2 separate regions of the Homo sapiens genome follow, and region 2 is linked to region 1. A link is an interaction called in ENCODE POLR2A ChIA-PET data of the cell type or tissue named here. Cell type or tissue: PC-3. All regions are shown on one strand. Each heading gives the region's core, and the rest is flanking DNA. Links, peaks and the distances in the headings are about the cores only.

Region 1 (8,047 bases), core at 1,647-6,646:
ACAATTGTGAGCAGCCCTGTTTAATTCCAAGAGTAAGGTTTCTGTTATGACTTTTCACTTTTTGCACTAGGCTGGCAAGAGTGACTTAAATAACTGCAATAGAGAATCAAAATCCGTTCACTGCAAGATGAAAAACCTTAGCAGAAACCCCATTCCCCAAATTAAACAAGGCTGTTTATAATAATTGACACTTATTCTAATTCACTTTCTGGTATTCAGAGCTGTGGCTTTGTAATTGCTTTTTCAAGGGGAGATATTGGCATTTCTAGACTACAAAGCAGCACATGGTATCAAGATGTGTTTTGTTTCTCATGAATAATGATGCTGAACACCTTTCTCATTTGCATATTGATCATTTTCATATCCTCTTTTGTGGAGTGCTTGTTCAGGATTCTGGCTCAACATTAAAAATTGTGTTGTATATCTTTTTCTTATCAATTTATAGAACTTTTATACAAGAATATAGTCTAGATATAAATTCTTTGCCATATGTGTGTGTGCATGCAAATGTCTGAATAACAAATATTTTATACCAGTCTGAGGTTTGCTTTTTCCATTCTCTTAACCATGTCATTCATTGAACAGAATTTCTTTATTTTAATTAAATCCAATTTATCAGTATTTCCATGTGTTCTGTCTAAGAAACTATGGCCTAACCTGAGGTCCCTGAACATATTTACTGTGTTTTCTTCTAGAATTTTTATTGTTTTACTTTTCGTCTTTAGATATATGATCTACCTTGAATTAATTTTTGTGTATAATGTGAGGTAAGGGACAAGAGTCTTTTTTTCCCATATGAATATACACTTGAACCACCACCATTTATTGAAAAGATAATTCTTTCTCCACTGAGTTTCTGTGATGCCTTTATCATAAATCAGATTTATCATAAATCCTATGGATGTGGGTCTGTTTCTGAAGTCTAATTTATTCCATGATCTGTTGTCTTTTCTTGTTCCAGTACCATACTGTTTTAATTTCTCTAGCTTTGATATCAGGTTTTGTCTTTTTTCTTCAGTATTGCCTTAGCTATTCAGAGTTCTTTTTATTTCCATATCAATTTTACAAATAGCTTATCAATTTCTACCAAAAAAATTGATAGCATTTTTATTGGGATTGCATTGAATTTATATATCCATTTGGAATGACTTGATATCTTAAGACTGTTGCATCTTTGAATTCCATGTTCATGATATTACCTGTCATTTACTTAGATCTTCTTTTACTTCTCTCAGCAACTATCTGTAGTTTTCATCGTAGAGATCTTATACAACTTCTATCAGATTTATTCTACATAATTGATGTTTTTGGTGCTTTAAAAATTTTACCAATTGTTTGTCTCTTTTTAAAAATAGATTCATTTCCCCAATGAAATTCTCCAACCTTTCTTCCATTTTGTCTATCATTTTCTCCATTCTCTTGACCATATTAATCACAGTTATTTTAAACTCCCTGTCAGTTATTGTTAACATCTGATTCACCTATAAATCTATTTACTTTAAATAAATTTCTACTTGGATTTCCATAATTTGGTTCAAAGCCTGGACGGTTCAAAGCCTGGAACATTCGCCAAGGTTTTTCTATTTTGGAAAGGTTTTAATTATGACCTTTGCCTCCCTAGTACTGAAATCTCTGATCAGATCTTCAGCTATCCTCCTTCCCTCCCTCCCTGCCTCCCTTCCTTCATTCCTTCCTTCCTGTCTCCCTCCTTCCCTTCCTTCTCTCTTTCTTTCTTTCTCTTTCTTTCTTTATCTTTCTTTCTTTCTTTCTCTTTCTTTCTTCTTTCTTTCCTTTCTTTTCTCTTTCTCTCCTTTCTTTCTTTTCTCTCTCTCCTCCCCTCCCTCTCTCCCTCCCTTCTTTCCTTCCTTCTTTTCCTCTCTCCCTCCTCCCTCCCTTCCTCCCCCCTCTCTTTCTTTGTGTCTTTCTCTCCTTCTATTTCTTTATTTCTTGTTTCATATTTTGTGTGCCAGCTTAGGAACCCATAAACTTTAGGGAAATAAGTTTGCAGAATTGTAGGCACCTTTGTTGTTTCCCTTCTTCAGGACTTTCCTAAGTCCTGCCTGCTTTGGCAGCTCCAAATTCTTACTTCTACTTTCTCAGCCCACTAAGACTGTTGTATTTGTATATCCCTATTCTGCAGTGTGTACATGTCCTCAAGAGAATATCTGGAATGTATGTGGACCTCATGCCATAGGGTTTTCTTTAAATCTCGCTTGTGCTTGGTGTCTCCAGTGCCTTCAGGCAATTGCTTTATGTATTTTGTGCAACGTTTATAATTTTTTTTTAAATTTTTTTAGTATTTATTGATCATTCTTGGGTGTTTCTCGGAGAGGGGGATTTGGCAGGGTCATAGGACAATAGTGGAGGGAAGGTCAGCAGATAAACATGTGAACAAAGGTCTCTGGTTTTCCTAGGCAGAGGGCCCTGCCGCCTTCCGCAGTGTTTGTGTCCCTGGGTACTTGAGATTAGGGAGTGGTGATGACTCTTAACGAGCATGCTGCCTTCAAGCATCTGTTTAACAAAGCACATCTTGCACGGACCTTAATCCATTTAACCCTTAGTGGACATAGCACATGTTTCAGAGAGCACGGGGTTGGGGGTAAGGTTATAGATTAACAGCATCCCAAGGCAGAAGAATTTTTCTTAGTACAGAACAAAATGGAGTCTCCTATGTCTACTTCTTTCCACGCAGACACAGTAACAATCCGATCTCTCTTTCTTTTCCCCACACTTCCCCCCTTTCTATTTGACAAAACCGCCATCGTCATCATGGCCCGTTCTCAATGTGCTGTTGGGTAAACCTCCCAGACGGGGTGGCTGCCGGGCAGAGGGGCTCCTCACTTCCCAGACGGGGCGGCCGGGCAGAGGTGCTCCCCACATCCCAGACGATGGGCGGCCGGGCAGAAACGCTCCTCACTTCCTAGACGGGATGACGGCCGGGAAAAGGTGCTCCTCACTTCCCAGACTGGACGGCCAGGCAGAGGGGCTCCTCACATCCCAGATGATGGGCAGCCGGGCAGAGACGCTCCTCACTTCTTAGACAGGGTGGCGGCCGGGCAGAGGCTGCAATCTCGGCACTTTGGGAGGCCAAGGCAGTCGGCTGGGAGGTGGAGGTTGTAGCGAGCCGAGATCACGCCACTGCACTCCAGCATGGGCAATATTGAGCACTGAGCGAGCGAGACTCCGTCTGCAATCCTGGCACCTCGGGAGGCCGAGGCTGGCAGATCACGCGCGGTCAGGAGCTGGAGACCAGCCCGGCCAACACGGCGAAACCCCGTCTCCACCAAAAAATACGAAAACCAGTCAGGCGTGGCGGTGCGTGCCTGCAATCCCAGGCACTCGGCAGGCTGAGGCAGGAGAATCAGGCAGGGAGGTTGCAGTGAGCTGAGATGGCGGCAGTACAGTCCAGCCTCCGCTTGGCATCAGAGGGAGACCATGCAAAGGGGAGAGAGGGAGGGGGAGGGGGAGGGGGAGAGGGAGCGTTTATAGTTACTTTTGAAGAAAGGGCTAGGTGATGCAAGCTATTTTATCATAGCTGGAGTCCTAAATCTTCTCAGTATCTAGCCTTAAAGTATTAAAGTATCTAGCCTTGAGCTGTCTGTTATCTTCAGTAAGTCTTCTAAACTTAATGGCTTCCTTTTCATAGTTTCTTCGGGGAATTAAAAGGAAAATGACTGTTTCATGTTTAGGCTGGCACAGGGTGAACAGAAGAGACCAGTCATAGAAGATGAGATATGAGGGGACAAAAATGCAGCAAAAGCAGAAAATAAAAGCAAATACTGCCTGGGAGAAATGCACAGATTACTGAGAGCTGGTGCATTGCCAGTGCACATGGAATGAGAACTATTTAGTGAGAATTTTTCTTTCCTACTCATATGTTTCTTCCTCTAAAGGGAGCCCATTTATCACAACTCTGGGTCTCTCTCTGTTTCTTTACTCACTGTGTCTCTGGGGTGGTGGAATGACTCATTTGTTTGAGAAATATGGGAAGAATTGTGGTGTATGTTTAGCTCAACTCTGTCCTCATACTGCCCACAGAAAACACGAATTTACTTATTGTCAGTAATAATACTGACAAATTTGGGTAGTCCCCTTCCACATGGCAAAGTCTCCTTGAATCTGACACTGGGACAGGGTGTTCAAGCCTTGAGTTCATTCAGCAAGAACATACGATTCTCAACGTAGACTCTTAGAACTTTGCTTTTATCTATCAAAAAGTTGCTATTTGTCCTGTATATATGTTTTTTTCCCCCTTCTCCTCAACTTGTTTAGAACCTAGATGAAAAGAGGGGTGCTATTTGTTGGGATATTCTCAAAGATCTTAACATGGACTGTCTTAGTCTTGATCTCCTAGAGAACAAAACCTAAGGGAAAGATCTGACAGTTGGTTTAAGAGGTGCAAGCCAGGGGTGTGAAAATGTTGAAAACAAATAGAAGTTAATTAAGGAAAGAGGTGAAGCTATGGGGTGTGATGTAGGATGCTGGCTTCAACTTCCCAATGAGCTGTAAAGAGATATAGGGCATCTGTCTTCATTTGGCACATGCGACTTTTTTGGAGTGTGTGTGTGTGTGTGTGTGTGTTGTGTTTTTTCTTTTTGAAACAGTCTCACTCTATCACCCAGGCTGGAGTGCAGTGGTGTGATCTCGGCTTACTGCAACCTCCCATCTCCTGGGTTCAAGCAATTCTCGTGCCTCAGCCTCCCAAGTAGCTGGGATTACAGGTGTGTGCCACCAAACCTGGCTAATTTTTGTATTTTTAGTAGAGACAGGGTTTCACCATGTTGGCCAGGCTGGTCTGGAGTGCCCGACCTCAGGTGATCCGCCAGCCTCGGCCTCCCAAAGTGCTGGAATATAGGCTTGAGCCACCGCGCCCTGCCTTTTTTGGAGAGTTTTTAAAGAGAAGCCATACTATGAATGGATGAAAGGAAGGACATATGTCTGCCTGATTCTCTTTTTTCCACCTGAGTACTAACCAGGCCCCACCCTGCTTAGCTTCCGAGAGCAGGCGAGATTGGGCTCATTCAGGGTGGTATGGCCAGACTCTGATTCTCTTTCATTTCCTGTTTCCCAATGGTCAAGATTTACTCCATGGAAAGTTAAGGCCCCTTACACTTCTGGGTGGCATCATCTAGCCCCTTCTCAGCTGCTCAGGTGCCGTGCCCCACTATGTAGCATTTCATCTGTGACACTGGGAATGAGGCGCCAACTGAGAGAAGACAGCAATTGAGGGAATCTTGAAAAAGGGCAAGGTTTATGTCCAATACAGAGACTGGAGATGTTTTCACTTTAATCTTCCTAGACTTGTGGACAGTACCTGCAGTACGTGGATCATTCATGTGAATGGCTTTCAGATTACACCAGGTAATGCTTTCTTTGTCCCAACAGTGTGATGGTCATGGGGAAAGCTTCCAGCCCCATGGGAAGCCAGCAGTGGCAATAGTTTGGGGAAGGCTGTTCTTTCAGCATTCCTCAAATCAGTGAACTTACTCAGTGGAGGGTTGGTTTGGGATGTGTTCTTGGGTTGAGGGTTTGGCCTCAATTAAATTTAAACAATAGATTCCTGTAACATAAAGAGTAAAATTATAACATTATACAATGTTATATATAGCTGAAAGGGATCTTACTCTTCCCATTCTTTTCTGAATGATTTTGTGAAGAGCCTGACAAAATCTCCTTTTCTTCCTTCTCTCCTTCTTCCTTCTCATTCTCACAAAGCAGAGAGATAAAGGCAAGAAGCCTATCACTCAAACACTGTCCCATGTCCCAGTAAACACAAACAGAGCTCCCGAAGGAGCTTTCAGAAAATTGCCCCTGCTGGCGTATTCCTTGTTTGGGTGCCAGGTGAGGGGAACCCTATTGTGTGAATACACAATGTGCCCAGTCTCTCTCCATCGAGGTCCATCACCATCTTTCTGCTGGTTGGAGATTATCACTGGCAACGCCTGCAGAGGAACCTGGGACCATATCTGCCCACTCTAGTCCCTCCACGAAAGCCGCAGGAGGATTGCCCCTTACTGACCACCTGCTGGCATGCACTGATGAAACTTCAGGTCACACAGTTGCTGCCACGGAGGTGAGAATTGGATTGGGTGGGTTAGAGCGAGTTTTGGGGTGGCAAGGCATAAAAGCAGATGGCCTGCCCTAACTGGAGGGTTTGTGCCTATTTTGCAGATTACAGAGATCTTTTGGGAAGTGGATGTGAAGGGCTCCGGAATGTTCCTGCCTGTGCCATTCCAGGGTGAGTTCTTGGGTGTTCATGCGGAAGGCCCGAATATTCTGTTATGGGTATCTTTCTACACAAAAACGTTATGCTGTACCCTCTACAACCTGTGTTCTAGTCAGTGCTAGACTTATCTGCAAAAGTGTCGGCAGAGAAAATGAGGTGAGGGTCTCTGAGAGACTGGCATTGAAAACTGGCTCTAGGGTTCTATGGGAAGAGAGGAGGGATGGCTGGGAGGCGAACTAATTTCCCAAGGCTAGAGCCTGTCTTAACGTCTCCTTTGGGGGAACCCAAGTTCTACCAAAGTTTAAAGTGGCAGAGTTTGAAGACAATACAGGCCCCAGGCCCATAGTCTGTGGATGAAACCGTAAATCTATCCCTCATCAGAGGGAGGCAGAAAGATGCTTCAAGCATGTAAACCCTGCCACTCAAGAGGTAGCGTCTAAGTGGGAGAAGAAGAAACATCATCATATGTTGGTCTAGAACAGAGATTCTCAAGTGTTTGGGTCTCAAGACTCCTTCACTCTCTTACAAGTGATAGAGGACCATAAGGAACTTTGGTATATGTGAGTTATATCAACCTATAGTTACTATACTTGAAATAAAACCCGGAGGACTTAAAAAAGTTTATTAATTTTAAAAACTCCAATAATAAACCCAATACCAATGAACATAAATACCACATATTTATGAAAATGACTTATTTTCTGAGACAAAAAATTATCAAAATGACACTGATGTATGTCTCTATAAAATGTTTGCCAATCTCTTTGATATCTGGCAAATCTCTCTTTGAGAAATGCTTTCTATCAGAAGACAGCTGGATTCTCATATCTGTTTCTGCACTAGTCTGTTTGATATCACATATCATGTAGCCTCTGGAGAGCACTAATGCACACTTGAGAGGACGAGATGAAAAAGGCGATTGATGCCTCAGTGTTATCATGAAAACTAGTTTTGACCTGAAAGAGGCTTAAAGTTTCCAAACCACACTTTAAGAATACCCGGTCAAGAATTTTCTGGTGAAACTTATTTATTTACTGTTCTTTTAAAAACAAGGGGTTTTTAATATCCATGAAAAGATAACTATTGATTCTTATTTGGCAGTAGAGAAAGTCTTAATGGTTAAAAAATTTGTAGTTTAGTGAAAATCATTTCTGGGGAAATATATTTGCTTCCATATTTTTTCCTGCAGCTTTCAATCTTGCTGGTAAGTACACTTCTACTTAGATGCTCTTTGCTTTGTGACAGAGAAACTCATATTTCTGATTTTTTCTTTAACTGAGGTTTTTCATTCCTGTGATCTCAGGCCTGCCGTGAGCCAAGGGACTTTGGCTGGGGCTGGGGATGGGATGAGAGGGTGGGAAGGTTAAGAGCTGGATCTGCCGTTTGCTGAGTGTGTGACCTTCACCGATTTACTTAGTGAATCCAGAAAGAAGCTTTTTATTGGAAGTAGCCAAAACAAACAAACAAACAAACAAAACAAAACAGAAAAACCCAGCCTGAAAGCCTTAAACAAGAAGAACAATGTATTTTCTCATATATTATGAAGGCTGAGGTAGAATTTCATTAGAGTTGGTTGATTCAATGGCCCGATAAGGGAGAACTCAGGTTCTTGCCATCTTTCTACTCTGCCATCTTCAACATACCAGTAGTATCTTTAGCTACTCTTCTTGGTACCCTGAGTCACGTCTGGACACAACATCTGATGGAAGAAACAGGAACTTTTCTTCCCATATGTCTCTTTATTATCTAGTAATCCTTTCCAAAAGCCTCCCCCCTTCCACTAGCAGACCTCATCTCATGAATTATTGAACAAAACTAGGT
Region 2 (8,047 bases), core at 1,440-6,439, 250 kb before region 1:
AACTGCCTAACTGAATTCTTTCCAAACTGCTGACTCAAAAATTTGTATGGTATAATAAAATGTTTGTTTTAAGTCACTGTTTTGTTAGGAGTAATAAGCAACCAGAATAAAATTCTAATCTTTATCATGTACCGTGCTGAAAATCTGACCATCTCACTCTCCTTAAAACTCCGTCAATCCCTTCCCATTACCCAAATCCCTCTTGTATGTCATAGAAGTCCCTCATTACGTGACCTCTACCTACTTCTCTGGTCTTGTCTCCTAACATGGCCTCCAACTCCAGGCTCTCATATTACCTATTTGCTAATGGTTCCTGGGCCAGCATCCAACATACTGTTCCCTCCTTCCATGCCAAGAAGAGACAGCTTATTCTGTTTCCTTGGCCGGTCATTGCCTTCTTCATTTGCTTTGCCTAACTTGCTCACCGTGTAAAAATATTCATCTAAGTAGTTACTTCCTCTCAGAAGTCTGCTCTAGGCCATGAGAAACTCACAGCCAAAAATGCAAATGATTCCAGATGATCATTCACTGTAGAAAAGGAATTGATGGGCCGGGCGTGGTGGCTCATGCCTGTAATCCCAGCACTTTGGGAGGCCGAGGCATTAGGATCACAAGGTCAGGAGATTGAGACCATCCTGGCCAACATGGTGAAGCCCGGTCTCTACTAAAAATACAAAAACTTTGCTGGGCGTGGTGGCGCACACCAGTAGTCCCAGCTACTCAGGAGGCTAAGGCAGGAGAATTGCTTGAACCCAGGAGGCAGAGGTTGCAGTAAGCTGAGATTGCGCCACTGCACGCCAGCCTGGTGACAGAACGAGACTCCATCTCAAAAAAAGAAAGAAAGAAAAAGAAAAGAAAGAAAAGGAATTGAGGAAGAGATTTCTAGACCACAGAGCAAAAAGGGAATGGGGGAACCCAGATAAAATGGCAGACTGAAAAAATTCTTTGCTCTTTAAGTTAGTCTCTCCCAACATATACAATGTCATGGATGCTGTATTAGTCATTTGAACAAAGTGCTATGTTAATTCAGAAAAGAGACAATTAATTTTCCCTGGAGAGACTGGAGATGCTTTCTAGAGGAAGTGTGACATTGAAGCAAGTTCATGAAAGATGAGTAGGAACTCACTAAGGGAGATAATGGAGGGAAGCAGTTCTTGGCAGAGGGAACAGCAAGAGGAAGCAGTGGGAATGCGAAAGGACAAGGTATTACCAAGAGGTCTGGTGAGAGTAGATCAGGGAGTGCGGGGTGAGAAATAAATTGAGACGAGAAGGTGGAGGCCTTCCTTAAAAGCCATGCTACACAGGGGATTTACACTTTATTTTGTAGGGAGATATTAGAATTTTTAAAGCAGGATACTGTTGAGAACAGATTTGTGATTCAGAAAGCAAATTATATTAATACTGTGAAGGATGAATTGGGGGAACAAGAAACTGGAAGAGAGCTTGAACTAGAATAGCTCCTTATTTTGGAAGAGAAGGAAGAGGGTGTTCTGAATAATGCCAGGGAGATAGAATGGCAAGACTTGACAGTGGGATATGGTAAGAAATGTATGGACAGATCTGTGATCAAAGCCTGGGTTAATCATTGCGGATAAGCTGTATATTCTTAAGTAATTTCTTCCCCCTCCCCTCCCCTCCCCTCCCCTTCCCTCCTCTGTCCTCCCCTCCCCTGTTCTCTCCTCTCCTTTTTTTTTTCTTTGAGACAGGGTCTGGCTTTATTGCCCAGGCTGGAGTGCAGTGATGGGATCATAGCTCACTGCAGCCTCAAACTCCTGGGCTCAAGCGACTTTTCCACCTCAGCCTCCTAAGGAGCTGGGACTATAGGCACACACCACCATGTGTGGCTAATTTTTTTGATTTTTTGTAGATACAGGGTCTCACTTTATTGCCCAGACTGATCTCAAACTCCTGGGCTTTCACTCTAGTTGTGTCCTTTGTGGTTCTTGGATGTCATCACCCCCACATTAGGCACCTGCAGGTATGTCCTTGTCCCCACCTGAGCTCTGGATGTACATTCCATGCTACTTTCCACTTTTGTGTCTCATGGTCATGACTGTAAGTCCCCTTGGACCCTTTGTCAGCTAAATTATGTGTCTTTCTTGGGGGCCCGTTAGCTTTTCTGTGCCACTCTCGGGGCTGCAAAAGATTCAGAGGGACTGCCTCAGACTTTCCCTACCTAGGGCACTATATGTGGTCATCTTTACCTTAATTCTGTGACAACATTGTGGTCTAGGAAACATCTGCTAGGCTGCTGCCTCCCAGGATTCCAGATGTTAATAGATTCCCAACATTGTCATGAGCCTCCACCATGTCTCCCCAACTTGGAGCTAACCCCAAGTAAGGGGCATGGTGGAGGACCTTTTCTTAGATCTTTATTACCTGAAGTTATTTTGCTTAACACTCATTTCTCTACTTTTGCGCTCCCCAACTTGGAAAGTCTTTATCTAGCCTAGGGGTGGGGGTGGGGTAGGGGGGTTGATATTAGTGGGAGGGGCAATTAAGATGGGTCAGCAAGTATCTCCCCAAATCTTTCTGTCTTACTACTAAGGCTTTTGAATTTGAGAGTCCAAGAGTTTGGCACCTTCATTCTCTGCTAGTCAGTGGGTTTTTGTTGTTTGTCTTTCTAATGCAATCAGGGAGAGTTGTTAAGTGAAGAGTGTAGAGAGAAAAAAATTCTGGAACAAATACCTTACTTAAATATCTTGATATGCTGAAATAAAGTTTTTGTCTCTTCCAAATATATGCATCCTCTTCTCACATCTGCCAAGACAGTCATAGGTAAGAAACCTCAAATTAGAATAAAGAGTATCCGCTTCCTTAATCTGATTTCTGTGTGCAGATAATGAGAAGAGGCGAAGGATCAACCAGATTCTGAAAACTTGCTTTCAGGTACCAGGGGCCAGAGCATAAAACTAGATATTTTCCCAGGATTGATTGATTTAGGTACTGACCCTCAGGGGTCACATAGAAAATTTCCCAGTGACATTAAAGGAAGCCCATACTCTATTGTGTAAGAAAAGAGAAAAACTAAACAAGCTGCCAGGTGTTGAACTTCTCCTTGTGTCCAGTTCTCGTTCTGCCTTGTGGAGCTGTAGGAGAGGGTCACCAATGCCCAGACATGCCATTACACCTTCCCTTCTTTTGCCCACCTTCTTACCTCTTAACATCATTCTCATGAATTTTTTTTCATATACTTGCTACCTTTTTCTAACTTTATAAAGACAGAAAAATAAATGAAGAATGAATCATCTGTCTTGTGTGTTAGATGTCATGGCAGGAGGTAGAAAGGAAACTGAATATGTCTTTAAACCCCTGGAGCATCTAGCTACAGATGGACTAAATGGTCCAACCCAAATGCAGAAAATCAGTGTAAACCACTTAGACTGTGATTCTGATTTCAATAAAAAGTGAATTTTTTTTCCAAGTAGGAATATGTTAAGCTGTTTTCTCTAATCAGAGACAAATTTTCAATGCCTGGATAACAAGTATTATCCTAAGTGCTACCCCTTTTTGTGTGCCAGCTATGTGACAGAAACTCACTATACCAGACACTTTATATCCCAATTAATCTTTGCAACAAACAGGGCAGGAAATAGCAGTTGTTCACTGTAGTCACACTCTTATGACCTAGAAGTGTTAATTTATATATATGTAAATTGTACATCTTCCTTATATATTATAATTATATAATTAAATTATACAATTATTATATATTATATTATATATTATATATATTATATGATATATGATATATGATATATATTATATTATATATTATTTATATATTTAATATATATCATATATAATATATATTATATATTATACAATATATACATTATATATTATATATTATACAATATATACATTATATATTATATACTATATATTATATATCATATATACTATATATAATATATAATATATGATATACTATATAATATATAATATATGATATAATATACTATGATATATAATATATGATATATGATATATCAAATATATAATATACGATATATAATATATAATATATGATATCATATATTATATATTATATATATTATATATTATATATTATATTTTATATATGATATATGATATATCATATATCATATATAATATATATGATATATCATATATCATATATAATATATATATTTTATATATTATATATGATATAATATATATAATATATGATACATGATATATAATATTATATATTATATAATATATTACATATAATATATAATATAATATATATAATATATACTATATAATATAATATAGGATATATAATATATATAATAATTATATTATATAGTATATATTATATATAATATATACTATATAATATAATTATATAATTATATAATTAAATTATATAATTAAATTATGATTTATATAATTATATATTCCTTATATATTATAAATGTATATATTATATATTTATTGTATATAAATATTATATATATAAAGAAACACAGTCTCTCTGTCATGCAGTGGCTCTATCATAGCTCACTGCAGCCTCAAACTCTTAAGCTCAAGTGATCCTCCGGCCTCAGCCTCCTAAGTAGCTGGGACTACAGGTGTGTGCCATTACGCCCAGCTAATTAAAAAAAATTTTTGTAGAGATGAGGTCTCCCTATGTTGCCCAAGCTGGTGTCAAACTCCTGGCCTCAAGCAATCCTCTTGCCTTGGCCTCCTAAATTGCTGGAACTACAAGCATGAGCCACTACACACAGCTATTTTGGTGTATTTCTAATATCTTTTAGATGCATATAATTTTTTATTTGTTTTGTCAATTACCACCATGGCCTAAACAATTTCCTATGTTGTTAAAAGCTTATTTTACTGACTACACTCATGACGTTTTTAATAGTGCATTGAAATTTTCCAATAAATTTCACAGATATATTGGGAGTAGACATAGCAGAGGGTATGGTAGCCTCAGATTAGCCTGGGTGTAATCTTGGAAGGAGGCAACTGCCTTGCTGCTCCCTCTACTTTTGCCTCTCCTGTAGCCAAGCCTCAGGAGAGGCTTTTCTGCATGGTTTCCAGGGTTTGGTTTGTGAGGGAAGAAGATGAGGGTAAAGTCAACTCAAACTTCATCATAGCATTGTGCCCACTTTGCCCTGTCACTGCCATTCTCCAGCAGAAACACTTTGGACACCAACACATGCTCCCTCTTGGAGAAACTTTCTAGTTTGGGTAAAAAGACCAAAAAGTGGGAAAAAATTAATTAGAAATATGGAGATCATGGGTGGAAGGAGCTACCATGGCATGACCCTGAAAGCCCTCAGCATATTCTGGCATGGATCTCTGAGGAAATACAAGATGACCTCTGTGTGAGGTGTTTTTCATGTTGGTTGGAATTTTCACTGGTAAGAACACAAGTACCTTTAAGCTTTGGCCAGAAGGTTTCAGATCTTGAATAAACCCAAACTCATTTGTGCTTTTTCTAAGTAGAATAGTCAGGTTGAACCTGTGGATCAACAGTTGACATTATGCCAACCAAAATATTTCTCTTTTTGGAAGCAACTAATGAGTTTCAATAATTCTTCTTGAGTCTTTCTCACATAAGGAAACAGGGCACATCATTAAAACTGCCCTGGAGGAAATTATATGATAATCTTTGTAAAACTAACATTCCAGAAGGGAGGGGACTTTACCAATGCAGGGGATTATTAATAGCTATTTTGTGCCTTCAGATGGCATGATGCTTTATGTGTTAGTGAATTTCACAGGATCACATATGTGCAAGGGGGCCAGGCTCGGATCAAGGGGGTATGTGGCTGCTGGCTCTGATTTTTGTTCTGCTGGGCCTTGGTGGAAGCAACCAGTTAGGCAAATAGAGCCAGGCACACTATCCTTAATGTATTAGACAATTGGTAATTCTTTGTTGTTTATGATGATAGGTTTGATAGGAATCTCTGGACATGGAGATAGAAAACCAGGTGGCTCTACCATTTATTAGTTCTATAACTATAGACAGATTACTTGTCTCACCTGAACCTCCATTTCCTTATCTGTAAAATGGAAATACAATCTCTTTCAATAAGTTGTTATGAAATCTAAATAAGATAATATATGTAAAAGTGCTAGACATGGAAAAATATTTTATAATTTTTAAGGTATATTATTATTGTTGTTATGATTATCATTACTAGTAAGTTTAATCATGGAAGACTTATGGACTGACTAGTAAACTAGGATAACTTAGTGGGGATCTGTGGTTTGGAGTCTCAAAATAATAATGAAAGCCTAAATGTCAGACCTTTTTTTTTTCCCCTGAGACGGAGTTTCACTCTTGTTGCTCAGGCTGGAGTGCAATGGTGCAATCTTGGCTCACCGCAATCTCTGCCTCCCGGGTTCAAGCAATTCTCCTGCCTCAGCCTCCTGAGTAGCTGGGATTACAGGTGCCTGCCACCACGACTGGCTAATTTTGTATTTTTAGTCGGGACAGGGTTTCTCCATGTTGGTCAGGCTGGTCTTGAACTCCCAACCTCAGGTAATCCGCCTGCCTTGGCCTCCCAAAGTGCTGGGATTACAGGCGTGAGCCACTGCGCCTGGCCCAGACCTTTATTTTACACACACACACACACACACACACACACACACACACACACACACACTGCAGTTTGTTTCACTGAAGACATTGGGACTTGGTTTCAATTAGTTTCTGGTTCAAACAATTAGTTAATGGCAGGATCAAGATGATAAACCACTGTTTTGGCCAGGCACGGTGGCTCATGCCTGTAATCCCAGCACTTTGGGAGGCCGAAGCGGGTGGATTACTTGAGGTCAGCCTGGCCAGCATGGTGAAACCCTATCTTTACTAAAAATACAAAAATTAGCTGGACATGATAGCTGGTGCCTATAATCCCAGCTACTTGGGAGGCTGAGGCAGGAGAATCACTTGCACCCAGAAGGTGGAGGTTGCAGTGAGCCAAGATCACACCACTGTACTCCAGCCTGGGAGACAGAGCGAGACTCTGTCTCAAAAAGAAAAAAACAGCAAAAAAATGATAAACCACTATTTCAAGTAAATGTGAAATAGGACTGAGCGTTGAAGCAGCCTGAATCTGACATTAAATCCTATGGTGACCTATCACATGGAGACACAGAGGCTTGCGGGCAAATAACTGAAGTTCTTGATAACTAAGCTTGATGGAGGACACAGAGAGATTGTTCAGGCTAAGAATCACCAATGGATTTTTGTCATTTTAATGATATTATTAATCTGTAAAGGTATTGTTTAGAAAACATTGCCATCATATAATTCTTGTTAATTGCTTAGGATAATAAATAATATCTGCCATTTATTATTAATCACCCATTACATGCCAGGCATTCTACTTAAATCATGTCACTTAATCCCTTCGACCATCTGGAAAGTGGCACTACTGTCCCATTTTACAGATGAAATCAAAGCTCAGAGACACTAGGGAACTTGCTCAAGGTCACACAGTGGGTAAATGTCAGAGCCAGGATTCTAATTCACATTTGTATGACACTGAAGCTCAGGCCCTTTCTATCACTTACAGTTAATGAGTGTGGATGACCCAGAGACTAAGATTGTTTCCTTCATGGCCACATCTTTAATTTCTGCCAATCTGAAAACAAAACTTCTGCACAAGCGTTAGTGTCCTTAACCAGAGCTGCTTGCCCAACACAGTCCACACCATTAAGATTCTCTACTGCAAACAGGGCTTTCGATCCTTCCCTTTTACAGTGAATTCACACTCAGTTTGACCCCAGCTCTCCAAAGCTTTCTATCTGATCTTGTTTTCTGTTTTCAATTTTCATAAGCATGTCAGATTCCTTTCTTGAATGTGAAGGGGAGGAAAAGAATCATTATATAGGCCGGGCGCGGTGGCTCACGCCTGTAATACCAGCACTTTGGGAGGCCGAGGCGGTCGGATCACCTGAGGTCAGGAGTTCGAGACTGGCCTAGCCAACATGGTGAAACCCAGTCTCTACTAAAAATACAAAAAAATTAGCTGGGCGTGGTGGCGGGCACCTGTAGTCTCAGCTACTTGGGAGGCTGAGG

Evidence for each region. ChIA-PET counts read pairs that join two places held together with the same protein. Peaks named below come from ENCODE experiments on the same cell type or tissue, not always from the same donor. Only the 100,000 strongest peaks of a DNase experiment are listed, where the experiment ranks them.
Region 2: POLR2A ChIA-PET joins it to region 1 with 9 read pairs; 3 of 35 experiments call an interaction of 5 or more read pairs at or near these places.

The regions. Positions count from the first base shown.
Region 1 is chr5:56,255,404-56,263,450 of GRCh38, forward strand. It overlaps the pseudogene RNA5SP185. Among named protein-coding and RNA genes, the nearest start is that of ANKRD55, 26 kb to the left of the region's middle. RefSeq lists an enhancer at 2,216-2,723. In PC-3, for the core only: no CTCF peak of the experiment used is centred there; a DNase peak (open chromatin) is centred at 3,958.
Region 2 is chr5:56,003,507-56,011,553 of GRCh38, forward strand. IL6ST-DT (IL6ST divergent transcript) reads left to right here. Exons shown (of 2, transcript NR_102755.1): 2 at 1-143. Among named protein-coding and RNA genes, the nearest start is that of IL6ST-DT, 12 kb to the left of the region's middle. In PC-3, for the core only: no CTCF peak of the experiment used is centred there; no DNase peak of the experiment used is centred there.